Linked DNA regions of Homo sapiens: all the other regions are linked to region 3. Evidence: chromatin contacts called from ENCODE Hi-C or POLR2A ChIA-PET data. All regions are on one chromosome and are shown on one strand. The core of a region is the stretch at or near the end of the contact, and the rest is flanking DNA. Distances in the headings are between cores, read along the strand shown. Region 1 holds the start of PLIN3 (perilipin 3). Region 2 holds the start of DPP9 (dipeptidyl peptidase 9). Region 3 holds the start of CATSPERD (catsper channel auxiliary subunit delta). Region 4 holds the start of FEM1A (fem-1 homolog A). Region 5 holds the start of KDM4B (lysine demethylase 4B). Region 6 holds the start of UHRF1 (ubiquitin like with PHD and ring finger domains 1). Region 7 holds the start of SLC25A23 (solute carrier family 25 member 23).

Region 1 (3,561 bases), core at 126-2,625, 850 kb after region 3:
AAATGCAGTCACAGACACCCAATTTTTCCCATGTTCTTTCTAAAGCTACCAGAAGCTTCATTCTATTCAAATAATTTGGCAGAGGTGGCAAACTGGTGGCCCCTGGGCTGGACAAAGCCCCAGTTGGGTTTCATTTGGTCCAATTGTTCCCTAACAGGCAGGACATGTCTACAGCTTGAACTTCCTGTGGATCTGTGACTCTCCAGGTGGGTCTCCCATAGGGCACTGCTCTCCCCTGCCCCTCTAAGCAGGGCATCACTGCCACCTCCTCAGCAGAAATATTCACCTCCTCCCTGGACCATCTGAGATTGAGACCTTGGTTTATAGACCAAGAGGATAAATAATTTGGGAGGTGGAGAGGGGCGGGGTAAAATCCAAGTGGGGGCAGCTTCAGGAAAAGGTTGATCCAGCAGTCACAGAGCCTGGAGCCTGACCCCTCCATTGCCCCTGGCTGACCCTCTCCAGGCCTCAGTTTCCTTCTCTGCAAAATAGGGATGATTAAAAAGACAATACAGTGCTGGGAGGATGAAGTGGTCTGATGTTGGGCAGATCAGGCCGGAGGCTGGACAAGTTCCCGTGGTGGTTCAAGTCACTCATATAGCTGGGTTGGGCCGGGTGCGGTGGCTCATACCTGTGATCCCAGCAATTTGGGAGGCCCAAGCGGGCAGATCACTTGAGGTCAGGAGTTCAAGACCAACATGGTGAAACCCCGTCTCTGCTAAAAATACAAAAAATTAGCCGGGCGTGGTGGCACGTGTCTGTAATCCCAGCTACTCAGGAGGCTGAGGCAGGAGAATCGCTTGAATCCAGGAGGTGGAGGCTGCAGTGAGCCAAGGTCGCGTCACTGCACTCCAGCCTTAGCGACAGAGCGAGACTGTGTCTCAAAAAAAAAAAAAAAGTGTGTGTGTGTGTGTGTGTGTGTGTGTGTACATATAGCTGAGTCGGAGCCCATGGTGGAGGGCGTGGCCCCTGACGCGCTGGCGAGGGTCACCCTGCAACTCTCCCAGGGTTCTCGCAGCCTCAGTTTGGCCATAGGGGAAATGGGCGACCTGGGGAATCCCAGCACCTGTGCGGCGCCCCCGATCGCACTCACCTCCCAGGGCCAACTTCACAGGGTCCCCAGCTGCGGAGCGGGGGTCCCGTGGCTGGGACAGGCGTGGTCCAAGAGTGCTCCCTCCCCTTCAGGGGCAGGGCGTGGAGTCCTTCCCGGACTTCATGACTTGGCGAGGGGCGGGGCCTAGTGGAGGCGGGGCAGGGAGGAGAGGGGCGGGCCTGGCGCGGGCAATCCCTCAACCTGATTGGTCCCCTCGCCCGTCACTCCAGTGCGCCCCCAACCTACCACGCAGTAAAAGCCACCCCCGCCTCGGCCCGGACGGTTTCCAAGCTGGTTTTGAAGTCGCGGCAGCTGTTCCTGGGACGTCCGGTTGACCGCGGTGAGTGGCGGGGGCGTCTCAGTTGAGCTGGGGGGCGGTGTCCATGGAGTCCTGGGGCACCCCAGGGGCCGGAGGGGTCGGGGAGGGCCTTTCTCGGGGTGGGATTTGCTGGACTCTGCGGCCTGGGGAGGGGTCTTCAGCCCAGGCTGGTCACCCCTCCCCCCAGAAAAATCCAACTTCTGCAACGAAGCTCAGACTTTGAAACCCTCTTCTCACTTCCTGGGACTTTTGAGGGGCGAAAGAGCCCCGTAGAAGGGGTGATATTGAAGGGGGTGGGCTAAATACCGCCCCCCGCCCACCAGGTTTTCTCTAAATTTTGAACAGTTTGCTTTTGGAAACGCCATTTGCAGGCAAGTTTCCTCCTGCGGGCAGAATCTCCGCCCTCCCTTCTGGGGTTTTCAGAGACACCCCCCGCCACCGCAAAGCCCCCTCCCCTACAGATGGTTTTGCCACGGGTGGGGGTGGGGGTTGCCCCAGCTCCTGGCGCCCCCAACTGATTCTGGGGAGGTCTTGGGCAAAGCCTGCCCACTTCCCTCGGGTGGGCGTGGCGACGAGGTGGCTTAAAAGTAGGAAGGCCTATCCGTTAACTGCTTTGGGGTTCTTGTCCCGGCTAGGCCTGGCAGTGGGACCTGGGGCCCTTGGAATTTTGGAAGTCCAGTCTTAGCATGCTCTGAAGTTGCTGGATGGCTGGGTCTGGCCTGGAGCTCCCCTTCTGGAGCCAGCGGCAAGGCAGGTCACTGACCCCCAGGGGTTTCATAGGGTGTTGACATCTGCCATGGCCACCCTTGCTTAAACCAGTTCCAGGAAGTCATGGTGGACAGAGGGGACGGGAGGAAGCTGCCTGAGTCCTAAGTGGGACTTGAGAATCGGTCGAGGCCAGGAGTTTGATGCCTGCCTACCTGGCCCCCTGCCCAGGTGAGCTCAGGCTCCAAAGGAGGTGAGGAGAAGCACAGATTTAGGCAATGATCACTGGGAGGTAGGTATGTCTTCTCACCTGACTTCCCAGTTGGGGGACTTTTGTACCTAGCAGGAAGCTGGTTCCTGGCTGGCTTTACCCCTTTGTCCGTGGAAGCCAGAGTGCGGTGAGATAGTTTATGGAGCACTTACTATGTGCCGGGCACGGATCTGAGCTTCCCCGGAGCAGCGTCTCCTCCAGTCCACAGGGACTCCAGGCTCTTGTGAAACACTTATACACATTTCACAGATGTGGCAAGCAAGACTCCTAGGGGATGCTGCCTTCCCAAACTCCTATTCCTAGTGAGTTGCCAAGCTGGGATTAGAACCCATTCTGGGCTGGGCAGGATGACTCACGCCTATAATCCCAGCACTTTGGGAGGCTGAGGTGGGCGGATCATTTGAGGTCAGGAGTTGGAGAACAGCCTGGCCAACATGGTGAAACCCCACCTCTACTAAAAATATAAAAATTAGCCGGACGTGGTGGCGGGCACCTGTATTCCCAGATACTCTGGAGGCTGAGGCAGGAGAATCGCTTGAACCTGGGAGATGGAGGTTACACTGAACTGAGATCACGCCACTGCATTCCAGCCTGGGCGACAGAGCAAGACTCTGTCTCAAAAAAAAAAAAAGGCCGGGCATGGTGGCTCACGCCTGTAATCCCAGCATTTTCGGAGGCCGAGGCGGGCGGATCATGAGGTCAGGAGATCGAGACGATCCTGGCTAACATGGTGAAATCCCATCTCTACTAAAAATACAAACAATTAGCCAGGCGTGGTGGCGGGCGCCTGTGGTCCCAGCTACTCGGGAGGCTGAGGCAGGAGAATGGCGTGAACCGGGGAGGCAGAGCTTGCAGTGAGCTGAGATCGCGCCACTGCACTCCAGCGTGGGCGACAGGGCGAGACTCCGTCTCAAAAAAAAAAACAAAAAAAAAAAAATGGAAAGAACCCAATCTGGACTCCAGATCTAGTGCTTGCAAAACATCATCATTTTGCTGGGTTCTGCTTAGGGGACATCGAAGCAAGGCCACCAGGAGGTGGGGCCTCATTCCTCTGGGAAAAGATGCTCAGACTCAAGGCCACAGGTTCTTAGGCTCACACCAGAATTCCCCAGGAAAGCAGCCCATAAGACAGGCATGACCTTTAGCCCCATGTTTTTTTTTTTTTGAAACGGA
Region 2 (3,597 bases), core at 774-3,273, 1.0 Mb after region 3:
TCTACTGTCTCTTTAAGAAAATAAAGAGGCCTGGCGTGGTGGCACATGCCTGTAATCCCAGCACTCTGGGAGACTCAGGCGGGCGGATCTCTTGAGGTCAGGAGTTCGAGACCAGCCATGACCAATATGGCGAAACTCCATCTTTAGTAAAAATACAAAATATAGTCAGGCGTGGTGGCGGGTGCCTGTAATCCCCGCTACTTGGGAGGCTGAGGCAGGAGAATCGCTTGAATCCGGGAGGCGGAGGTTGTAGTGAGCTGAGATTGCGCTACTACATTCTAGCCTGGGCAACAGGAGCAAAACTCCATCGGAAGGTAAACACATACACACACAGTTTTTCTTTTCAGAAAGCTCTTTTACAGTGTAGTTGGGGTCGGGCGCGGTGGCTCATGCCTGTAATCCCAGTACTTTGGGAGGCTGCAGGCGGGCGAATCACGTTGAGGTCAGGAGCTGGAAAGCAGCCTGGGCAACATAGTGCAGGCCCTCTAGTCTCTACAAAAAATACAAAAGTTAGCTGGGAGTGGTTGCACACGCCTGTAGTCCCAGCTATAAGGCACCGTCTCTACAAACGCATTTTTTAAAATTCAGCCAGGCGTGGTGGTCCACACCTGTGGTCCAAGCTACCCAGGAGGCTGAGGTGGGAGGATCGCTTGAGCCCAGGAGGTGGAGGCTGCAGGGAGGGATGATCGTACCACTGCACTCGAGCCTAGGCGACAGAACGAGACTCTCTCTAAAAAATACAAAAAACAAAACACACAAAAAAGTAGTTTGATCTAAAGCAAAATGGTGAATATCTGCAGAAACTAATGTGATATCAAGTATAGATTGATATCTATGAGATGAAAAGCTTCATTTGACCCCGGATGGGTTTGTGGGCCGTTTGACGTGCATTGTTTTAATGGAAGGTGGATTTATGATAAAGTGATAAACATGTGTGTGGGTGGGTGGGTGTGTTGGAAAGGGTGTTTATTGGATTTCTTTTTGTCTTCCTTATTTTCCTTCTTTCGGTCTCTACTGTATCAAATACAATAACAGATATTCAGGAAGAGCGGATATTGCTTTAGCTGACTGTAGCCAGTGTTTCTTTGGTGGGACAACGCAACTATCACTGCAACATTATCTCTATAGGAGAATTTAAAGAACCCTGACGCCTACCGGTTTCCGTAGTGTAGCGGTTATCACATTCGCCTCACACGCGAAAGGTCCCCGGTTCGATCCCGGGCGGAAACAGGTCAGCTGTTTTTCCTAACCGGAGAGTAATACTATTTGAAATTCACCGAAAGAACGATTCTAGTCCCATTCTTTCTCTTCCGCCTTCCTCCTGCCTTTTAGACATTTTTATGGGATTTAAAAAAATTTTCCGTGATTGATGGCTCACGCCTGTAATCCCAGCACTTTGAAAGGCCGAAGAGGGCGGATCACCTGAAGTCAGAGTTCGAGACCAGCCTGGCCAAAATGGTGAACCGCCCCCCCCCCCCCACCCCGCCCCACCCCGCCCCACCCCACCCCATCTCTACTAAAAATACAAAAATTAGATGGGCGTGGTGGCGTGCGCTTGTAATCACAGCTACTTGGGAGGCTGAGGCAGGAGAATCGTTTGAACCTGGGAGGTGGTGGTTGCAGTGAGCGGAGATCACGCCACTGCACTCCAGCCTGGGGGACCGAGCGAGACTCCGTCTCAAAACTAAAATGAAAATTTCAAACTCGCAAAAGTGGTACCGCATGCGTTGGCCGGGAATCGAACCCGGGTCAACTGCTTGGAAGGCAGCTATGCTAACCACTATACCACCAACGCCCTGATAGGTAGCATCCTCTCCGGATATCCTTAATAGTGGGGGATCATGGGTTTGACTGAGTGATACCAAGTCACAGGGGGGTGTCTCTCCCTAACCCACCGGAAGATGTCGTTCATGGGGCGTTACGCACCTTAGGCCGCCGCGCCGCGGGCTCCCCCCCAAGCGCCGCGGACGCCTTGGTACGTGCCTGGTGGTGTCCAATCCCAGGCCGCCGCCTGGGTCGCTCAACTTCCGGGTCAAAGGTGCCTGAGCCGGCGGGTCCCCTGTGTCCGCCGCGGCTGTCGTCCCCCGCTCCCGCCACTTCCGGGGTCGCAGTCCCGGGCATGGAGCCGCGACCGTGAGGCGCCGCTGGACCCGGGACGACCTGCCCAGTCCGGCCGCCGCCCCACGTCCCGGTGAGCAGCGCCCGCGCGCCTCGTCCCGCCCCGGCCGCGACCCTGAACCCGCCATTGACCGGCCCCGCCTCGGCCCTGACCCTGCCCTCGCCATCGCCTGGCCTCCCCGCACCCCGGAGCCTCCATGCACCCGTCTGTGGGTCCCTCCGGCCCCCTGCCTCGTTTCCTCTCCGCCCCAGGCCCTCCTCCACCTTCTTTCCCTCCCCGATTCCTGCGCTGGCCAGGCCACCTCCCAGTTTCTCCCCTTCCCTGATGGGCTTCCCCACCCATCCCGTTGCTGCCCAGGCCACCAGGCTCTGACCCCTTCCGGAGGTGGCCGCACCCAAGAACGTCCTCGTAGCTGCAGACCTTGACACCCTCTCCCCTTTCGTGCAGGCTCTGGAGGTCCCGATCTCCTCCCTCTCCCCATGCAAATGCTGTATATGCACAGAGGCCACCTCCCTCGACCTGCATCCTGTCCTCACTCCTTTACCACTTCCTCCAACCTTCGCCCCGAGGCTTGGTCTCCCCAATCCAGTCCTGATCCTCAACCCTACTTGATCCCTCTATTAAGGGTATCCAGAGACTCTTTTTCCTGCCGAGGCGTTGGTGGTGTAGTGGTTAGCATAGCTGTCTTCCAAGGGTCCAGCCCACAGGGTTCAGCCCCCTTCTCTCAGCCTCCCTTCTCAGGCCTGTCCAACCGCCTACCTTCTTCCCACACAGCCTTAGGCCAGCCCTGACACTTCCCTGTTCACGCTGCCTCTGAGCCATCAAAAGTGGTCTATTCCCTTGGCCCCCACCCCCTGGTCTTCCCCAGGGGCCCCAGGAGGAAGTCACTTGCCTCCCAGGCAAGAACCAACCTGCTTTCGAGGAGCTGGGACTAAAGCCCAGGGGGTGTGGACCGTAGGCACCAATCCCTGCATTCCTCTGCTGGGTCCCAGGGGAATCGGGGCCCGTGGGATGGCTTCTCTCCCAGATTCTGTCCAGGGCATGCAGACAGTGCTGCAGGGCTTCAAGGCAGAGCTAGAATCTAGCCAGGTAGAATCGGGCCTGACAGTCTGCAGCTCCTGAGTGGGGGAGGCTGAACGGCTGGCCGGTGCTTCCATTAACCTGCCACATTCATGACATGTTTATCCTATAAAGGTCTGTGTCCCACGCCTGCAGCTGGAATGGAGGCTCTCTGGACCCTTTAGAAGGTCAGTTGTGCTGGGGTTTGGCAGCCAGGAAGGCTGGGGTGTGGGCTGGTGGGATTCCTTTGCCTGCTCTAGAATATAGACATGGGCAGGAAATGGTTTTCTATGGCCCTGGATGGTTGTCCTCCGCAGGGCAGTGGCTGCAGTTTTTTGTGCGCCTGCTGGAGGCTTTTCTTTCCACCCCTGTCCCCCTCTAGCTGCCCCTGGAAGGAGCTTTTTGAAGGCTTTGAGGAG
Region 3 (3,541 bases), core at 910-3,409:
AGTTTACAGCAGAGGTGCTCAATCTTGAATATGCATCAGAATCACCGGGGTTGCGGGGGGGGGGGTCTTGATAAACCACCGTTTGCTGGGTCCCACTGCCAAGTCCCCGACTCAGTAGGTCCAGGGAACTGCATTTCTAACCAATTATAATAAATTCCAGGTGATCTTGATGCTGCTGGTCCAGGGACCATTCTTTGAGAGCCTGTGTGGGGAAATGAGAGAACTGGATATAACCCACATTTTCAGAACTCGAGACAAATCCTATTAGTAAATTTCACTGGAAAATGTTTCTCCCACTTACTAGGTATGTGTTGTTAGGCAAGTGTGTCTTTAACTTTCCTAAGTATGCTTTCGTATCTATAAAATAAGGGTGTTGGCCGGGCGCGGTGGCACACGCCTGTAAGCCCAGCACGTTGGGAGGCCGAGGCAAGTGAATCACGAGGTCAGGAGTTCGAGACCAACCTGGGCAACATGGTGGAACCCTGTCTCTACTAAAAACACAAAAAATTAGCTGCACGTGGTGGCAGGCGCCCATAATCCCAACTACTCTGGAGGCTGAGGCAGGAGAATTGCTTGAACTTGGGAGGCGGAGGTTGCAGTGAGCCGAGACCGTGACATTGTACTCCAGCCTGGGCGACGAGAACAAGACTCCATCTCAAAAAAATAAAATAAGGGTATGGCTGGGCATGGGTGGCTCATGCCTGTAATCCCAACACTTTGGGAGGCTGAGGCAGGAGGATCACTGGAGCCTAGGAGTTCAAGACCAGCCTGGGCAAAACAGTGAGACCCCATCTCTTTTTTTTTTTTTTTCCTTTGAGACAGAGTCTCCCTTTGTCACCCAGGCTGGAGTGCGATCTCAGCTCACTGCAACCTCCACCTCCTGAATTCAAGCGATTTTTCTGCCTCAGCCTCCCAAGTAGCTGGGATTACAGGCACCTGCCACCAAGCCTGGCTAATTTTTGTATTTTTAGTAGAGACGAGGTTTCATCATGTTGGCCAGGCTGGTCTGGAACTCTTGACCTCAAGTGAGTGATCTGCCCACCTCTACCTCTCAAAGTGTTGGGATTACAGGCGTGAGCCACTGCACCCAGCCAGTGAGACCCCATCTGTACAAAAAATAATAATAAATAAAATAAAATAAGGTTAAGGAATCATTATGAATCTTCCTGTAAACATCAAATGAGGCCATACACCCTAAGAATACAGCTCACAGGTCCCTACTGAATGTGACAGTTTAGTCCAGATGGGAGTTCCCTGAGGGCAGGAACGGAGTTTCAGCAACTGGTCCCCATGGCAGGTTGGAGTATGCACTAACCTAACATTTACTGAAATTTCAAAATGTGCTGGGTAAGGCTGGGCGCGGTGGCTCACGCCTGCAATCCCAGCACTTTGGGAGGCGGGGGTTGCAGTGAGCAGAGATCGCGCCACTGCACTCCACCCTGGGAAACAGAGCAAAAACTCCGGCTCCAAAAAGAAAAAGAAGTGGGAGGGCTAGGCCCGGCGTGGTGGCTCACGCCTGTAATCCCAGCACTTTGGGAGGCCGAGGCAGGCGGGTCACGAGGTCAGGAGATCGGGACCATCCTGGCTAATACGGTGAAACCCCCGTCTTTACTAAAAATACAAAAAAAAATTAGCCGGGCGTGGTGGCAGGCGCCTGTAGTCCCAGCTACTCAGGAGGCTGAGGCAGGAGAATGGCGTGAATCCGGGAGGCGGAGCTTGCAGTGAGCCGAGATCGCGCCACTGCACTGCAGCCTGGGCGACAGAGCGAGACTCCGTCTCAAAAAAAAAAAAAAAAAGAGGTAGGAGAGCTTAATATCGGGCTGGGAGGATGGGGTGGAGTAGGGTGAGCGAGGCGTCAAGTTCGATTCCTAAAAAGAGTAAAAGGGGAGCCTCAGTGAGGTTGGGGAGCAGGCCTCGGCTCCAAGATGAACCAGCACCCTCCCGACCCCCGGCAGCACCCCAGCCCCAGGAGTCCTGGCAGCCCCACCGACAGAGCTGAGCTGTGACCAGCGGTCGGAGCCACATGGTCACAGCCGCCACCAGCATCAACATCAGCATCGACTTGGGCTTCCGCCGCCACCACTGCCCCTCAACCGCCACGGGGAGTCGCTGCACAATCCGAGTACGTGCAGGCTGAAGCCCTGCGCATGCGCATCAATGAGTCCCGGGAGCGGGCCTCCGCGCACTGCAGCCCGGCGCTCCGCCTGAATCTTGAGCATGCGCAGACGAATCCCGGGAAGCCCGAATCCGCGCACCCCAAAGTGCGCTCAGAGCCTGAGTATGCGCACCCGGCCACCCGTGGCCAGTCTAGAGTCTGAGCATGCGCATGTTGTCCGCGCGCCTAAGCATGTGCACAGGCTGCTCATGAGTTCCTAAACGTTGCGTTTGCAACACTACCAGTGTTTTGTACGGGCGCTGGCGCCTGCTCACAGCCTTCCACGTGACCGGAAAAGGCCTTCAGCGCATAAAGTGGGAGACCGGAAGAGGCGGAGACGATCCGATGCTCGAACTCCGCCCCCTCTTCTCCGCGTAGGCCCAGCTCCCTGAAGCGGCTGTTTCGAGCCACGCGCCCATCGGGTACCGAGGCACGCGCCGGGCGTCACGTGCGTTTCGCGGCGAGCGGAAATGACGCGAGTTGTGTGAGCCGCCAGTATGGCCGGGCTATGGCGGCGAGCACTGGCTACGTGCGACTGTGGGGAGCGGCGCGGTGCTGGGTGCTGCGGCGGCCGATGCTGGCCGCCGCCGGGGGGCGGGTTCCCACTGCAGCAGGAGCGTGGTTGCTCCGAGGCCAGCGGACCTGCGACGCCTCTCCTCCTTGGGCACTGTGGGGCCGAGGCCCGGCAATTGGGGGCCAATGGCGGGGGTTTTGGGAAGCGAGCAGCCGCGGCGGAGGCGCATTCTCGGGGGGCGAGGACGCCTCCGAGGGCGGCGCGGAGGAAGGAGCCGGCGGCGCGGGGGGCAGCGCGGGCGCCGGGGAAGGCCCGGTCATAACGGCGCTCACGCCCATGACGATCCCCGATGTGTTTCCGCACCTGCCGCTCATCGCCATCACCCGCAACCCGGTGTTCCCGCGCTTTATCAAGATTATCGAGGTAATGGGAGTCCCCGCCTCGGCCTCAGGTTTCCCACCTGTGCAAGCAGCGGGCTGAACCGTGGGATCACTTGAGCGCCCTTGTGTTTCGCAACTTTTTCAGACATGAAGTTTCTCGAAGGGTGCAGTTCGAATCCTTGTCTGCTCACCACTAGCTTGGGAACCTTGAGCCAAAGTCCTCTCCCTTTCGGATTTCTTAGGATCCGTTAGATGAGAGGAGTTGAACCCGATGAGCCTAGGATTATCCACTTTAGAACGCCGGTCATAGAAATCCGGGGCCGGGAGGGACCTGAGTAGTGTTACGGCGCTGTTAGTTTTCTCCTTACTTGGCACGAGTTTTGTAATACCTCCTCGCCCCAGGCGCTCTGCCGTCTGGTTACGAGCCTCACTGGGATCAGAATTCATTCCTTTCTTAGACAAATACTTCTTGATTGCTTATTATTTGCCAGA
Region 4 (3,339 bases), core at 256-2,755, 930 kb after region 3:
CAAAGCCGATCTGGGTGCCCAGGCTGCCTTTGGCGGCCCGGTCCTGAAGCACGTAGGAGAAGAGTTCCGCGAAGGAGAGGAAGCTGCTGGCGGTCATGGGGCTCAGAGGCTCCAGGTTGCTCTGTTGCATGTCCAGGGCGTACTTCCACAAGCGGATGCAGCGCTCGAAATTGCCCGAGTCGGCGTACACGGCACCCCTGTAACGGATGTAATAGGAAGTGTCCGGGTGCGAGGGACCGAGGATGCGCTCCCGGATCAACAGGGCCTGCATGCGCATCTCATCCGGGTCGGTGATCAGCGCCTCCAGCTCCTCGGTGGTGTTGACCTCCCTGGAATAGTCATAGGCCAGGACCAGCTGTGGGGGCTCCGGTTTGGGCAGGTACTCGCCCCCCTGGTGACGCAGCTCCATGGCCCGCCTCCAGTGTTTAAGGGCCCCAAGCAGATCTCGTTTCTTATCCACATACGTAGCTCCCAGCAATTCCAAGGCTTCCACGGCAGCTTCCCGGCTGGTGGGACAGCAGCTTTCGTAAGATTCCCCGTTCAGTGGTTCCTCTGGGGAGGAGCTGCAGCACGGAGCCCCCTGAGGCTGCGCACACCCCTGGCTGGTGGAGGGGTCTTCTTGGGGCAGCCCAGGCTGAGCCTCTCCCCCTGCGACCTGCTCCTGGCCGGGCTGCTCCTGGATGAGGTACTCCACGATGTTGGTGTGGCCCGTCACGCTGGCCGCGAGCAGCGGGGTCATGCCGTAGCCGTCACGTTCCATGCGGGCCTTGCACCCCAGCAGCAGCTGCAGGATCTCCAGGCTGCCGGACTCGGCGCAGTCATGCAGGGCCGTGTTGCCCTTGGCGCTGCGCCGGTTCACCTGGGCGCCCTGCTCCAGCAGGTAGCGGGCGATCTCACGGTGGCCCTTGTAGCACGAGATCATGAGGCACGTGTGGCCGTGCCGGTTGGCCACCTCCAGGTCGGCCTGGTGCTCGCCGACCAGGTAGCGCACCACCTCCAGGTGGCCGTCGAAGCAGGCGGCGCGGAGAGGCGTGGAGTTGGTGCGCGTGGTGCGGTTCACCGAGGCCCCGCGGCGCAGCAGGCTCCGCACCACGTCCAGGTGGCCGGCTGCGGAGGCGGCCCACAGCGGCGGCGCGCCCTCGATGGTCTCGCCATCGAAGTGCACCGAGCCACCGGCCTCCACGCTCGCGCCGCACCGGTCCACCAGGTACTCCACCACGTCCAGGTGGCCGTAGCGGGCGGCGATGAGTAGCGGCGTTCCCCCGCCGGCCACCTCGCCCGTCAGCTCGTCCAGTTCCTCCCGGCTCCGGCCGCTGAGCAGCTTCTGGAGCAGCTGCAGCTTGCCATCACGGGCGGCGTTGTACACGGCGGTGCGGAGGTCCATGGTTCGGGCCTCCGCCAGGCCATGGGCCGGCCGCCGGGGGACGGGGAGACGGAGGATCAGAGCCCGGACGGGCGGGAGGCAACCTTCACCGTCCCCCTCGCCGCCATCTTAGGGTCTCCTCGGGCGGAACAAAATGGCTGCCGCGACCCGACGGATGGCAGCACGCCGGGAAATGGAGTCCTTTGCGCGGGCCCACTCCATAGAACAGAAAAGGAATCTTGGGGGCTCAAGACTACACTTCCCCAAAGGCCACAGGACAGCCCCTGAGAGCTGTGAGCGCGCGGCATGGTGGGAATTGGCGTTCCAGTCGCAGCGCATGGCATCGGAAGCTAGCAATTTGAGGACTACAATTCCCGTCATGCAGCGTCACACGACCTAGCTTGTGGGAACCGGCGAAATTTGGTGACGTACTTCCCGTGGCTATCTCTGCGTCAGAGCGTATAGAAAAAGCAGGCGCGATACCCTTAAGGACTACATTTCCCAAAAGGGATCACGAGCGACTCTGAGCCAATCAGGACCGAGACCGAAGGCTAAAAGCGACTAGAGGGGACGCGTCTGTTTTGGGCTTGGAGCACGGGCAAGCGGCCCACCGGCAGGGGGCGCCCGGAGGAGGCCGAAAAGCTGGACGGGGCGAAAACGTTTTGAGCTGGGAGAACGGTAAAAAATGACGCGCTCACTTCTTATTCTCACATTCATATATTCATTTATTCATTTACATACATTTATGTATATTCTAGTATGTGTCAGAATTTCCTTCTTTTATTTACGTATTTATTTTTATTTATTTCTTTCAATAACTTTGTGGGGTTTTTTGGTTTTGGTTTTTGTTTTTGAGACAGCGTCTCGCTCTTGTTGCCTAGGCTGGAGGGCAATGCCGCAATCTCGGCTCACTGCAACCTCTGCCTCCCGGGTTCAAGTGATTCTCGTGCCTCAGCCTCCCGAGTAGCTGGGACTACAGACATCCACCACCACGCCCGGCTAATTTTTGTATTTTTGGTAGAGACGGGTTTCGCCATGTTGGCCAGGATGGTCTCGAACTCCTGACCTTGGGAGATCCGCCCGCCTCAGCCTCCCAAAGTGCTAGAATTACAGGCGTGAGCCACTATGCCCGGCCTGACGTGCTGACTTCAATTCCTTTGGATAAAGACCCAGAAGTGGGATTCCTGGATCACCTGGTAGTTTTATTTTTAAATTTTTCTTTGGAACTTCCATACCATTTTCTATAATGGCTATACTAATTAAAATTACCATCAGTAGTGTATAAGTGTTCTCTTCAAATCCTTGCCAACGTTTGTTACCTTTCGTCTTTTTGATGATAGCTATTCTAGCAGTTGTAAGGTGATCCATTCCCTGGCATTTTTTGACAACAATGAATTATATTATGAAAAAGAAATCTTTGGTGACCCGAATTCTTTATTTTTAAAGTTTATTCGAGGTGTAATATATATACAATAAAATGCATTTTTAATAAAGAGGACAGGTTTGGCCGGGCAAGGTGACTCACACCTGTAATCTCAGCACTTTGGGAGGCTGAGGTGGGAGGATTGCTTGAACCCAGGAATTCGAGACCAGCCTGGGAAACATAGCACATCTCTACAAAAATAGAAAAATTAGCCGGGCGTGGTAGCGTGCACCTGTTGTCTCAGCTACTCGGGAGGCTGAAGTGGGAGGATCGCTTGAACCTAGGAGGTCAAGGCTGCAGTGAGCCGTGATTGCACCATTGTACTTCAGCCTGGGTGACAGAGGGAGACCCTGTCTCTAAGATAAATAAATAAAAATAAATAAAGAGAACAGGTGTGACAAACATGCAGCTATGTAGCCAGTATCACAACCAAGATGTTCAACAGCGTCTTCATTCAGAATTGTTATCTCATGCCGGCCGGGCGCGGTGTCTCACGCCTGTAATCCCAGCACTTTGGGAGGTCGAGATGGGTGGATCACGAGGTCAGGAGATC
Region 5 (3,417 bases), core at 522-3,021, 750 kb after region 3:
AATCAGACACACGGAGACGAGGCTGGCAAGTCCCAGAAATCCTCGGCTCAGACAGAAGTTGACTCTACCACGGCTTTACGCTCCGACCTTCAGGGTTTCAAAACATAAACTGCAAAGCGGAGAGAGGATGCCCACTGCTTCAGCAGGGGCTGCAGGAGAAGGCTGACCCCGTGTGTTGACAAACCCTCCTGGTGGCTCATAAGGAAGCTATTATTGGAGAATTAGGGGAGTCATTAGCTCCCATAACGGCAGTGATAAAAGCCCATAGGAGTCGTCTAATGAGCCTGCTTTAGGACTGGTGCTGTTTTTAGGAGCATTCTCCAGCCCGGGGACATTCTGATAAATGGCCATTGAGGCAGAGGACTGGGGCAGGGCACCGATCCCTTGAATTCAGTCCAGTATCCAGAGATCCCAAGACAGTGCAGGCACCCGGTGGGACCCAAAGGAACTTGCTGAATACACGCCCCAGCCAGAAACACATGGAAAAAGACGCTCTTCACATATGACAGGATCACTAGGCTCCACGGAGCTGAACCACCTTCTCACTAGTTTCACAACTCGGGGAACACTTCCTCACAGGGTGCTGGTAAATTATTAAAACAGAAGCATCCTCCCCCAAGCAAACAGATGGGATGCACCCAAAAGCAGTCCATGCCTCCACTGCCCCCAGGGGCGGAAAACATGCCCCTTAAAACCTTCCACCGTGCCCAGGTGGACAGAGTCCCCCGTCCTGCCTGATTGTCATGGCCACCACTGAGCGCAGACCTGGGCCCTGGCAGACCCCAGGTCAAGCAGATTTCAGAGCGAGTCCGTCCCCAGCTCCCAGGGGGATGTCCACGGGGGACACAGAAAAGGGGTCTCGGCGGAAGCAACTCCTCAATTCATTTCTCTAGAGCAGGGGCTTCGTTCGAGATGGCGATCAGGCTGGAAGGGGGAGGGACGGAGAGACTCGTGGAGGCTGCCGTTGCATAGCAAGATGATTTTTTTCTAAAATCCAGATTGCATATGCTTATGGCGGGGTGGGGGTTTCGGGTACGTACAGGGGGGCAAGTTTGGAAGCTACCAAGGCATAGCAGGTTGACCGGAGGTGGGGGCAGTGCAGGAGCAATGATAGGCATTTAGGGGGCATCCCTGGGTGTCCAGCTGGGGGGCTTCCCCTTAGCCCCCCTGGCGCCCAAAGGGCCAGAAACGCAGGCGGGGGTTACCCAGGGGCTGGGGTCTTTTTCCTTTTTCTTGCTTTCTTTCAAAAATAATAATAATAATAGGCCGAGGCTTGTCCCGGGTGATAAAAGGGCCCGGCCGGGGCCACCCACGCTGTCATCTTTTGTGCGGGGCGCCGGGGCCGTCTGTGCCCAGCCCCCGCGCGCCCCCGGCCCGGGAAGGGGCCCCCGCTCCCGCCCCTGGGCGCGCCCCGCCATTGTCCGGCCCCGCCGCCCCCGCCCGAAAACCAGCGGGCGCCCCCGGGCCGGGCGGTTAACGCCCCAACCGCCCCGCCGGCCCGGACAAAGCGCGAGGCCCGGCCCGAGCAGGCCGCGCCCGAGGCCTGGGCCTCGAGTCCCGGGCGCGCCCGCAGCCCCGAGCCGCGACGCGGGGGCGGCCATGGCGGCGGGGTCCGCGCTCGGACACGGCCGGGCGGCCTCCCCGTGGGCTCACCTGAGGCGGCGTGCGCGGCCCGGTCCGGGAGCAGCGGCGCGCTCTCCCCCGCCCTCGGCGTCGCACCCCCAGGCCCCGCTCGGGCCGGGCCCCGCTCGGTTGCTGGCGACCGAGCCCTCCGCAAGCGCTCGCGGGGGGGCTTATAAGGCCGCGCGCCAGCTCCGCCCCGACTGCCATTGGCTGCCGGATCCACGCCCGAGCGCCCATTGGCCGGAGCTGACAGCTCCGCCCCTCCCCTCCGCCGGGCCCATCAACACCGCACGGCCCGCCCACCGCGCGCCGCGATTGGGCGGGGACAAACGCCGGCCTCGCCTCTTCATTGGCAGACCGGCGGGGACACGCCGGCGCCCACCCACGTGCCCGCTGACCGGCTCTGTTCTCATTGGAGGGGGCGCACGCCAGCCAAGGCTGCCGCGACCAACCCGACGGCAGCTGGGCCTTGGATTGACAAGGGAGCCTCAGGGCCCGCCCGACGACCGCACAGAGAGGAGCCAGTATTGGCTTGAGGGGCCAGCCCGAGGCGCGGACAGGCTGGGGCAGGTGCCAATCACTGCCCGCAAGCTCCGGGCCCCGCCCTGGTTATCAGGCGGCGGCTGAGTACGTGAGACCCAGCACAGCATCAGCACCGGCCGGGAACGTGCAGGCTGGAGGTTCGAAACCCGTGGCCGGAATGTGGGCTTAGCGTTCCCCAATTTGCAAAGTGCCAAGCAAGGAGACATAGCGATCCGTTTTGCAAAGGAGGAGAACCGAGAACATAGGGTAAAGCAGCAAGAGCCTCCACCCCGCCACCGTAGGTCTATTCCCATCACAATCAACAAACCTTTGCCAAGGGGCAAGGCCTTCGGAATAGTTAGGGTCCCTCTCCCCGAGTTCCCTAAAATGTATGGGAGAGAATGAGCTTTGGTGCTTTCTGACCTGGATTCAAAGCTAAGCCGGGCCCCATGCCTCACTGTGGTTGACCTCCAGCAAAGTAACCTCGCTGAGTCTGTTTCCAACTGTGCAATGGATATGATGGTAGTGGCCACACCCCGTCTACCCGCCTCTTGAGAATGTTGCAAGGATTAAGTGGGATGAGGCACGGAGAAAGATTTGACCCTGTGACTTCACAAAATGAGCATTCATTGTGTACTGGACCACGCAGGGGTGTGAGGCATGCCCCCATTTGGAGTGGCAGGAGTGTAAATTGGGCAATTTGACATTTTCTAATAACATTCTAAGTGCATCCACCACCCGATAACCCAGCCAGCAGTTCTTCCTGGAGGTGATGTACCCAGAAAAAAGGTCTGGAGCTTACACAATTCAAGAATGCCGGCGGCAGGGCTGTCTGCAACTGTTTCCAATGTTTTGCACTAACTATCCATCAGTGGGGGATTAGAGAAGTAACTTAATAGCAATCAGTACTCTGGAATACTTACTATGTAGCAATTGAAAAGGAGGCCAGGCCCGGTGCTGTGGCTCGGGCGACTCACACCTGTAATCCCAGCACTTTGGGAGGTCGAGTCGGGTGGAACACCTGAGGTCCAGAGTTCGAGACCAGCCTGGCCAACATGGCAAAAACCTGTCTCTATTAACAAATACAAAATTAGCCAGGCATGGTGGCGCATGCCTGTAATCCCAGCTACTCCAGAGGCTGAGGCGGAGGTTGCAGTGAGTCGAGATCACTGCACTTCAGCCTGGGCAACAGGGTGAGACTCTGTCTCAAAAAAGGAAAGAAAAGAAAAAAGAGAAGGCCGATCTGTTTGCAAACATGAAATATCTCCCAAC
Region 6 (3,224 bases), core at 532-3,031, 810 kb after region 3:
GCCCAGACCCTATAGATTCGAGGGCCAGCCGCCAGCCCAGCGTGTCAATCTGTGAGTCCTCCCTTTGTTCCTTCCTCTCGCAGGCATTTGAGGTTTCTGTGGACTTCTCCTTCCGGGAGAGATGAAGTGGGACCGGACGAGGTTGTTGGGGGGGGAGGTGGGAGGGAGAAAGTATCGGCTGGTGGCTGCAGAGGCGCGAGGCCTGGACCAGGCATAGAACAAAGGTGCTGGCGGCGGGTGTACCTGTTTGCCCCTGTAGAACAGCCTCTGCAGGCCTGGCTCCACGTGGAACAGCTCCTGGATCTTCCGCCTCAGCTCCTCCACCTTGGTCAGCCTGGACAGCGAGTCCACCGTGTGGGTCTGCCTCCCGTCCATGGTCCGAACCTGGATCCACATGGTGTCGGCGCTGAGGGGAGGGACAGCAAAAACCCCCATCAGTTTTACCAGCACCTCTGAGCCATGCCATGCTCTAAGGAGTCGGGGTTGCTTTTGTCCGGCCTGTGGACACCAGGAAACTCCCAGGATGCCCTTCCAGTCCTCCTGTACAGCCAGACCCTGGCCAGGACCAGACACAACAAATTAAGCACTTAAGGCATTAACGACTAGCCAAGTGTTGAAGATTGAGGAGGAAGGAGAATGAAAAGAGGGAATTGAAAGAAAAGCAGAAGGTCCAACCCATCCCTCCTTCCCCACGACCAGAGGAGAAAGGAGGCCCGGGCCAAGTGGCCGAGTTGGTTCGTTTATTCATTCATTCATTGATTCATTCATTCCTCGGATTCCTATTTACGGAAGAGGGAATCCCAGAAGTCCAGCGCGGGCCGGAACTTCAGAAGTCCCGGGGGAACTCAACCAAGTGCCACTGAGAGGGAAAAACCCCACCCGAGATCCGCGGACCCCGGGACCCCTCGGTGCCCACGCCCCCCCTCCTTGCCGGCCCCCCCCGCGCGCGTGCGCGACCGGGCCCGCCCCGCGGTGGCCATGGTAACCGGCCGCCCCGTCCCGGCCACCCGCGAGCGCGCGCGCCCCGCGACTCACCTCGACCTCCAACCCCCGGCAGCTCGCGCCCCTCCAAACCCTGGACCCTCGGCGTCCCTCCCGCACTCCCACTGGCCCGCGCGGGTCGCGCCAGCGAGCCCACGCCCACCCCCGCCGCCGGGACTACAGAGGGGGCCCCCGCTCGTCAAGTCCCGCCCCCCTTCACTTGAGCCGCCTCTTATTGGCTCCGCAGCACCCGGCCGCCCCGCCCCGCTCGCTCCCCATTGGCCCAGATGCTCCCGGGGAACTCAGGGCGCGCGAAATCGGGCTCGGGCGCGACAATTGAATCGCGGGGCGCCCCGCGCGCAGGCGCGGAGCCTGACATCCTCCCCGGCGGCTCGCCAGGCCCTCCCCCACCCGGCGCGCTCGACCCCCCGCCGGGCTCCGGGGACGCAGCGCTGGTCCCGGCTCCAGCCGGATGTGTGCCGGGGAACGATTCCCGAGGGTTAGGTGGAAGGGGAGGCCCTGGATCCCGGGACAGAGTGCGGGACATGCGTGCGCCCGGGCTGGCCGCGCGGGAAAGTTTTGCAAAGTTCCCGAGCCCCGTGCGCCCGGCCCGGGCTGGCACCCCGACCCGGCCCGCCCGCTCACCTCTCCGGTCGCCGCGAACAGCTTGTCTGCCTGCGCGCGTGGCCCGGCTGGGGATGGCGATGAAACCGCGTGCGTGGCCCGGACCCCGCGCGGACTTGCGTGCGACCCGGAGCGCCCGCTCGGCAAACGCTGCCCGCCGCGCTGCCAGCTGCTCTGATTTTTTTCCCGCGAAAACTCGGCATTTGGGAGTTGCGGGGCCGCAGGAGGCCGTGCCGGGGGCGGGCGCCTGCCTCCTGATTGGCCGACGCAGTGGCGGGAAGCGAGAAAGAGGGTGGGGGGCGCCCCCGCCTCTGTCCACGGCGCCTCCGCCTAGTGGGCCACGGCTCCGCCCAGCCCTGCGCGCTCTGCTGGGCGCGCCCAGCGTGCAAAGGGGCTGCGTGGCAGGGCCTGGTCACCCCCCGCACGTGGACACCCCAGGAGCCTTGGGGACCCCCAGGGTACAGACCCCCTGAACTCTTAAGTCCAAGTCCGTTCGCAGCCCCCCACTCGCACGCATTGACCAGTAGGTCTAAGAAGGCCGGAATCAATGTGTAAATACTGCGAGGGAATGTGGGGGGCCCCTAGGAGACCACCTGCACCCTGATGGCTCGCCCGATCGCCCCAAGCCCCACTGCCTGGCGTCAGGGCCTGCCAGGGCTCCCCACTCTACCCACCCGCAGGGCTTGTTTGCTGTCTTTTCCCGCCTCGTTTTCCCGCCTTCTCCAGGCTGTCCAGGCGGGCAGGGCTGCCCTGCCCCCTCCGCCCTGTCTGTTCCACTCTGACCAGTCCTGGCGGGCACAGGAGTGACCTGTGCTGGGCACCTACAAAGCAGCCGGACAGGTTGCTCAGAGCTGCAGAACCCAGCGGTGTACATGGCAGACCCAGTTGGTGGTCTCAGGGAGGGAAAATTCCTATCTGGGGGAGACAGGCAAGAAATGAATAACTAAAGCAGATAATTTCAGATGATTCCTTATAGGAGAGTGACCAGCAGCCATGTGGTGGGAGGCGGGGAGAGAGGATACTCTCTCACTGGGGCCACTGCGGTGGGCCTCTCAGAGAAGATGACATTTGAGCTGGAATCGGAGATGAGACTCCAAGGACAGATGGGTCTAGGAGGGAAAGTCAAACCCAGAGGCCGGAAAAGGCTTAGAGGTGTCCAGGGAGCAGGAAGGGGCTGGTGTGGTTGGGGCCCACTGAGCAAAGGGGAGGGGGAGTTGAGGTCAGAGGGGTGATATATAATACCTTGAAGGCCACCGGGGAGGACTTTGGTCTTTCCCTTGAGAGCTGTGAGCAGAAAAATGTTGAGTTCCCACTTAGCTTTTTACAGTTTCTTCGTCACTCTATTAAGTCTCCTCTATCTGGTCAGTGGGACTTCTGCTATGTCCCTAATATAGGAGACAGATCATGGCCCCCGAAGATATGCGTCTCTAGACCCCCACGTCCTCGCCCCCAGGATCTGTGAATACAGTGCCTTACACAGCTAAAAGGACTTTGCAACTTTGCAGGTGTGATTCAGTTAATGATTTTGAGTTGGGGAGCGTCTCCTGGGTGATCCAGGTGGGCACAATGTCCTTAAAAGGTCCTAATAAGTGAAAAAGGGATACAAAAGGTCAAAGTCA
Region 7 (3,273 bases), core at 76-2,575, 740 kb before region 3:
TCCACTAAAAATACAAAAATTAGCTGGGTTTGGTGGCGGGCGCCTGTAATCCCAGCTACTCGGGAGGCTGAGGCAAAAGAATCGTTTGAATCCGGGAGGCGGAGGTTGCAGTGAGCCGAGATCGCGCCATTGCACTCCAGCCTGAGCAACAACAGCGAAACTCCGTTTCAAAAAAAAAAAAAAAAAAAAGATAATTAATTCTTTCTAGGGTATAGAGTGATGGTTAAGGATCCCAGATCTCTTTAAACCCTGTTTTGCCCCTTAGTGGTCATCAGGACTGGGGAGAATGACTTAACCTCCGCTTCCTTATCTGCAAAGTGCGAACGCCAGTACCACCTACCTTATAGGGTTTTGGCAAAGACGACTCGAGAGGTGAGTAAAAGCCCTGGCATGTGCAAAGCACTGAATCAAAGTGAGATTTGTTATCGAGTATTCGCTGTCAAGTGGTCTGGGCTCCCTTCCCCCTAATGGTGGATCGAGAAACTGCGCCCGAAACTAGCAGTAGGGACATTCCGCAGGTGCAGCGAGTGCGACAGGCTGGGGCCCTGCCTCCAGCGCTCGACCACTGGGATCCTCAACCCCGCGCCCGGGTCACTGAGCCACCCCCTCCCCACGCCGCTCAGCGTCTGATTGCGGCCGCGGCCCCTTTAAGATCTCCTGGCAGGCGGTGGGACTGCGGGCTGGAGGCAGTCGGGGGTCTGCGGGGAGGCCCCGCCTAGGTGGGAGAAGAGGCGGGGCGGGCGGGCTCAGCCCAGGAGGCGCTGACCAATAGGAAACCGACTTTGCAGCCGCGCCGCGCGTTGATTTTCTGTTTCCCAGTCAGAGTGGGAACCGAGAAAGGAAGCGCGCGGGCGGGAAGAAGGGACAGTGGGAGAGCATCGCTCCTGGATCTTCTGTTTCTGCGGCCGAGCGGGGAAGGTGTAAGGCGCGGGCGGGCAGAGAGCGAGCGAGATGGTGCACGGTTCTTGCGTGCGTCTGGGAAAAGCGAGAACTTGAGTTCCTGAAGATTAGTGGGTGTGGCGGGGAGGTCAAGTGGAAGGGGATTATGAAACCCAATCCCCGACAGCGCTCTACCTTGCCCCCTTGGGCAAAGGGGGAAAGGGTAAACTGAGGCACGCAGAGGCGGAACTCTGAAACCAGACCTGAGACCACTGAGCTCCCTAGCCCGTCTTCCCAGAAGGAACTCTGGTGTTCCTCGGCTGTGCAATACCAGACCATCCCAGACATTCCCTCCCCACGCCCCCAGCTCCGCCCTCGGTCCCCTCCCCCCAATGCAGGTCGGGGGAGGAGACGCAAGTTCTGGCGCGGGCGGCGACGGCTAGCCGTCACCACCTCCCGCAAGTGCCAGAGCCGAGCGGACTGCGCGGAGGCTGCGGAGCCGGCGGCCGCGGGAGCTGACCCTGCGGGGTCCCGGGGGGGGAGGGGGAGCCGCGAAGCCCCCACTGAGGCCGCCGCTGCCGGGCCTCCCCTCCCCCCCGGGCGGGCGCCATGCGGGGGAGCCCGGGCGACGCGGAGCGGCGGCAGCGCTGGGGTCGCCTGTTCGAGGAGCTGGACAGTAACAAGGATGGCCGCGTGGACGTGCACGAGTTGCGCCAGGGGCTGGCCAGGCTGGGCGGGGGCAACCCAGACCCCGGCGCCCAACAGGTACCCCCACCCCCAGGGACCTCCTCCCCTCCCGGCCCCGCCCGCTCCCGGTTACCCAAGCCCCTGAACTGGGCGGCCGGAGCCACCAGGGACTACCTGTGGCTGGACTCCAGAACCTGTGTCTCTGTCTCGTTCCCCCTACCCACTCGTGTTTGGCCTAACGGGATCGCTCAAGACAGGGACGCCGAGGCCCCAAGCCTGCAGTTCCGCGGCCAACACCCGATCCCCCTGCTGCGGGGCAGGGGGCGTCTGCCTGGGAAGAGATGGGGGCGCTTTCCTGCCCACTGCCCGGGACACACCCTCCTCCAGACTGCACAGCCCATGACGTGCCCTGCTCTCACCTCCAGGAGACACACCCTCCATCCTCTGGGCACCTACTGCCCTGGCCTGCAGCTGCCCCGATCCCTGTGTTTACATTCCCTGGCCTGCCCTTTCATGGGCCGTTCACGGGCCTGGCTCACTGTCCCGGGCTGCCCCAGCCAGGGACCCAATCCTGTCTGCGGTCACCCGCAGCTGGGAATGCACCTATAACAAGACTTTCCTCCCGCTGCCCCCACCTCCACTTTGCAGGTCCTTCCCACACCTGTAGCCCCAGATCGCTCTAAGAGAACCACAGCAACCCTGAGAGCAGTCCAACCTCCCACTTCCCAAATGGGAAAAACCAAGGCCTCAGCCACTCCGCTTGGTTCTCTCCTGCCCCACATCGCCCAGGGCTTCCTCCAAAGGGAACCCCTGGGTCCCCCATGTGGACAGGGTTTTTTAAGAGGCAGCTGGGTTCAACAGGAATGAGATACCTAAAAAAATAACAAAAACTAAAAACAAGAGACAGCTGGAAGGACAGGCTTTACAGATGAGAACTGAGGTTACCATTTCCTGGTTCTGTGACCTTGAACTGGTGACTTGACCTTGCAGAGCCTCAGTTTGCTCACCAGGAAAACTAGACCACTCACACCCACCGCACAGACCTGTGGTGGCTGTAGGGATCTGGCTGAGAAGTTAGCTGACTGAGGGAGAAGTGGGGTGACGTCTTCTATCCCCTTCCTCAAGGCGCTGGGGGCTCTGGGTTCCTAAGGCATAAGGTGACATGCGTCCCCTCCAGATCAGGAGCAGGTTCCTGGAGCCACCTCTATCCCCTTTCCCTCTGTCAGGGTATCTCCTCTGAGGGTGATGCTGACCCAGATGGCGGGCTCGACCTGGAGGAATTTTCCCGCTATCTGCAGGAGCGGGAACAGCGTCTGCTGCTCATGTTTCACAGTCTTGACCGGAACCAGGATGGTAAGGTCGGGCGACCTGCCTGCAGGCCCCAAGGGATAGGGCTGTGGGGGCCCTAGAGACATCAGTGGGGTTAGAACTGGCAGCGCTAGGAGGAGAGGGGGAGGGCCGCTTCTCCCCGATGACTCATAGGCTATTTCAGGAGCACTCCTCACCCCCTAGCTAGGTGGTTCGAGGCCCAGCCAGCCCATCCCACCTCCTTTCCCTACTGGGGCAGAACCCCGATAATTACCCTTAGATTTTTCTATGGGGCAAAGATACCCTATGCTGTTCCTGGGTCCCCTGTGGGACAGAGATCCCCTCATAGCAGCATCTGGGTTGTGGATATTGCCTCTCAATCCCCCATGGCATAGAGAC

Evidence for each region. A loop is a pair of places that touch in the nucleus more often than their neighbours do. ChIA-PET counts read pairs that join two places held with the same protein, here RNA polymerase II (POLR2A). Pooled maps may share reads with other maps.
Region 1: a pooled map shows a loop between it and region 3 (15-fold over the local background). The contact joins the promoter of PLIN3 here to the promoter of CATSPERD in region 3. A Hi-C loop is called at or near these places in 6 of 50 pooled maps. POLR2A ChIA-PET finds 5 or more read pairs at or near these places in 2 of 52 experiments (MCF 10A and PC-9).
Region 2: a map with no recorded cell type shows a loop between it and region 3 (28-fold over the local background). The contact joins the promoter of DPP9 here to the promoter of CATSPERD in region 3. A Hi-C loop is called at or near these places in 4 of 37 single-sample maps with no recorded cell type and 12 of 50 pooled maps. POLR2A ChIA-PET finds 5 or more read pairs at or near these places in 1 of 52 experiments (A673).
Region 4: a map of naive thymus-derived CD4-positive, alpha-beta T cell shows a loop between it and region 3 (28-fold over the local background). The contact joins the promoter of FEM1A here to the promoter of CATSPERD in region 3. A Hi-C loop is called at or near these places in 2 of 168 maps with a recorded cell type or tissue (both naive thymus-derived CD4-positive, alpha-beta T cell), 5 of 37 single-sample maps with no recorded cell type and 16 of 50 pooled maps. POLR2A ChIA-PET finds 5 or more read pairs at or near these places in 2 of 52 experiments (CD4-positive, alpha-beta T cell and naive thymus-derived CD4-positive, alpha-beta T cell).
Region 5: a map with no recorded cell type shows a loop between it and region 3 (39-fold over the local background). The contact joins the promoter of KDM4B here to the promoter of CATSPERD in region 3. A Hi-C loop is called at or near these places in 5 of 37 single-sample maps with no recorded cell type and 12 of 50 pooled maps. POLR2A ChIA-PET finds 5 or more read pairs at or near these places in 4 of 52 experiments (B cell, activated CD4-positive, alpha-beta memory T cell, activated T-cell and 1 more).
Region 6: a loop to region 3 is called in a pooled map, with 19 times the contacts of the local background. The contact joins the promoter of UHRF1 here to the promoter of CATSPERD in region 3. A Hi-C loop is called at or near these places in 8 of 50 pooled maps. POLR2A ChIA-PET finds 5 or more read pairs at or near these places in 5 of 52 experiments (MCF 10A, activated CD4-positive, alpha-beta T cell, activated CD8-positive, alpha-beta memory T cell and 2 more).
Region 7: a pooled map shows a loop between it and region 3 (10-fold over the local background). The contact joins the promoter of SLC25A23 here to the promoter of CATSPERD in region 3. A Hi-C loop is called at or near these places in 7 of 50 pooled maps. POLR2A ChIA-PET finds 5 or more read pairs at or near these places in 4 of 52 experiments (CD4-positive, alpha-beta T cell, CD4-positive, alpha-beta memory T cell, RWPE1 and 1 more).

The regions. Positions count from the first base shown.
Region 1 is chr19:4,865,481-4,869,041 of GRCh38, reverse strand. It overlaps PLIN3 (perilipin 3), which reads left to right and starts at 1,375. Exons shown (of 8, transcript NM_005817.5): 1 at 1,375-1,433. RefSeq lists a silencer at 1,218-1,397 and enhancers at 1,615-2,115, 2,058-2,407.
Region 2 is chr19:4,722,268-4,725,864 of GRCh38, reverse strand. It overlaps DPP9 (dipeptidyl peptidase 9), which reads left to right and starts at 2,023. Exons shown (of 22, transcript NM_139159.5): 1 at 2,023-2,191; 2 at 3,314-3,366. TRG-TCC1-1 (tRNA-Gly (anticodon TCC) 1-1) reads right to left here and starts at 1,795; the gene lies at 1,724-1,795. It overlaps TRV-CAC3-1 (tRNA-Val (anticodon CAC) 3-1), which reads left to right and starts at 1,158; the gene lies at 1,158-1,230. LOC105372250 (a long non-coding RNA gene) reads right to left here and starts at 2,985. Exons shown (of 3, transcript XR_936274.2): 1 at 2,879-2,985; 2 at 1,156-1,245; 3 at 278-730. RefSeq lists silencers at 1,103-1,302, 1,753-1,842, 2,073-2,222.
Region 3 is chr19:5,719,255-5,722,795 of GRCh38, reverse strand. CATSPERD (catsper channel auxiliary subunit delta) reads right to left here and starts at 2,159. Exons shown (of 22, transcript NM_152784.4): 1 at 1,988-2,159. The coding sequence starts at 2,058. It overlaps LONP1 (lon peptidase 1, mitochondrial), which reads left to right and starts at 2,650. Exons shown (of 18, transcript NM_004793.4): 1 at 2,650-3,092. The coding sequence starts at 2,664. RefSeq lists enhancers at 2,401-2,500, 2,453-2,969 and silencers at 2,781-2,830, 2,961-3,040.
Region 4 is chr19:4,789,900-4,793,238 of GRCh38, reverse strand. FEM1A (fem-1 homolog A) reads right to left here and starts at 1,505. Exons shown (of 1, transcript NM_018708.3): 1 at 1-1,505. The coding sequence starts at 1,384. It overlaps LOC124904620 (a long non-coding RNA gene), which reads left to right and starts at 1,947. Exons shown (of 2, transcript XR_007067103.1): 1 at 1,947-2,041. RefSeq lists enhancers at 1-537, 825-884, 538-1,194, 1,415-1,684, 1,195-1,852.
Region 5 is chr19:4,967,467-4,970,883 of GRCh38, reverse strand. It overlaps KDM4B (lysine demethylase 4B), which reads right to left and starts at 1,771. Exons shown (of 23, transcript NM_015015.3): 1 at 1,654-1,771. RefSeq lists an enhancer at 282-331 and silencers at 1,598-1,897, 2,208-2,307.
Region 6 is chr19:4,908,058-4,911,281 of GRCh38, reverse strand. UHRF1 (ubiquitin like with PHD and ring finger domains 1) reads right to left here and starts at 1,781. Exons shown (of 17, transcript NM_001048201.3): 1 at 1,627-1,781; 2 at 244-406. The coding sequence starts at 396. It also overlaps a transcript of ARRDC5 not described here. RefSeq lists silencers at 923-1,442, 1,943-2,022 and an enhancer at 1,842-2,748.
Region 7 is chr19:6,457,844-6,461,116 of GRCh38, reverse strand. It overlaps SLC25A23 (solute carrier family 25 member 23), which reads left to right and starts at 1,325. Exons shown (of 10, transcript NM_024103.3): 1 at 1,325-1,644; 2 at 2,793-2,919. The coding sequence starts at 1,489. RefSeq lists silencers at 634-813, 1,324-1,463, 1,514-1,573.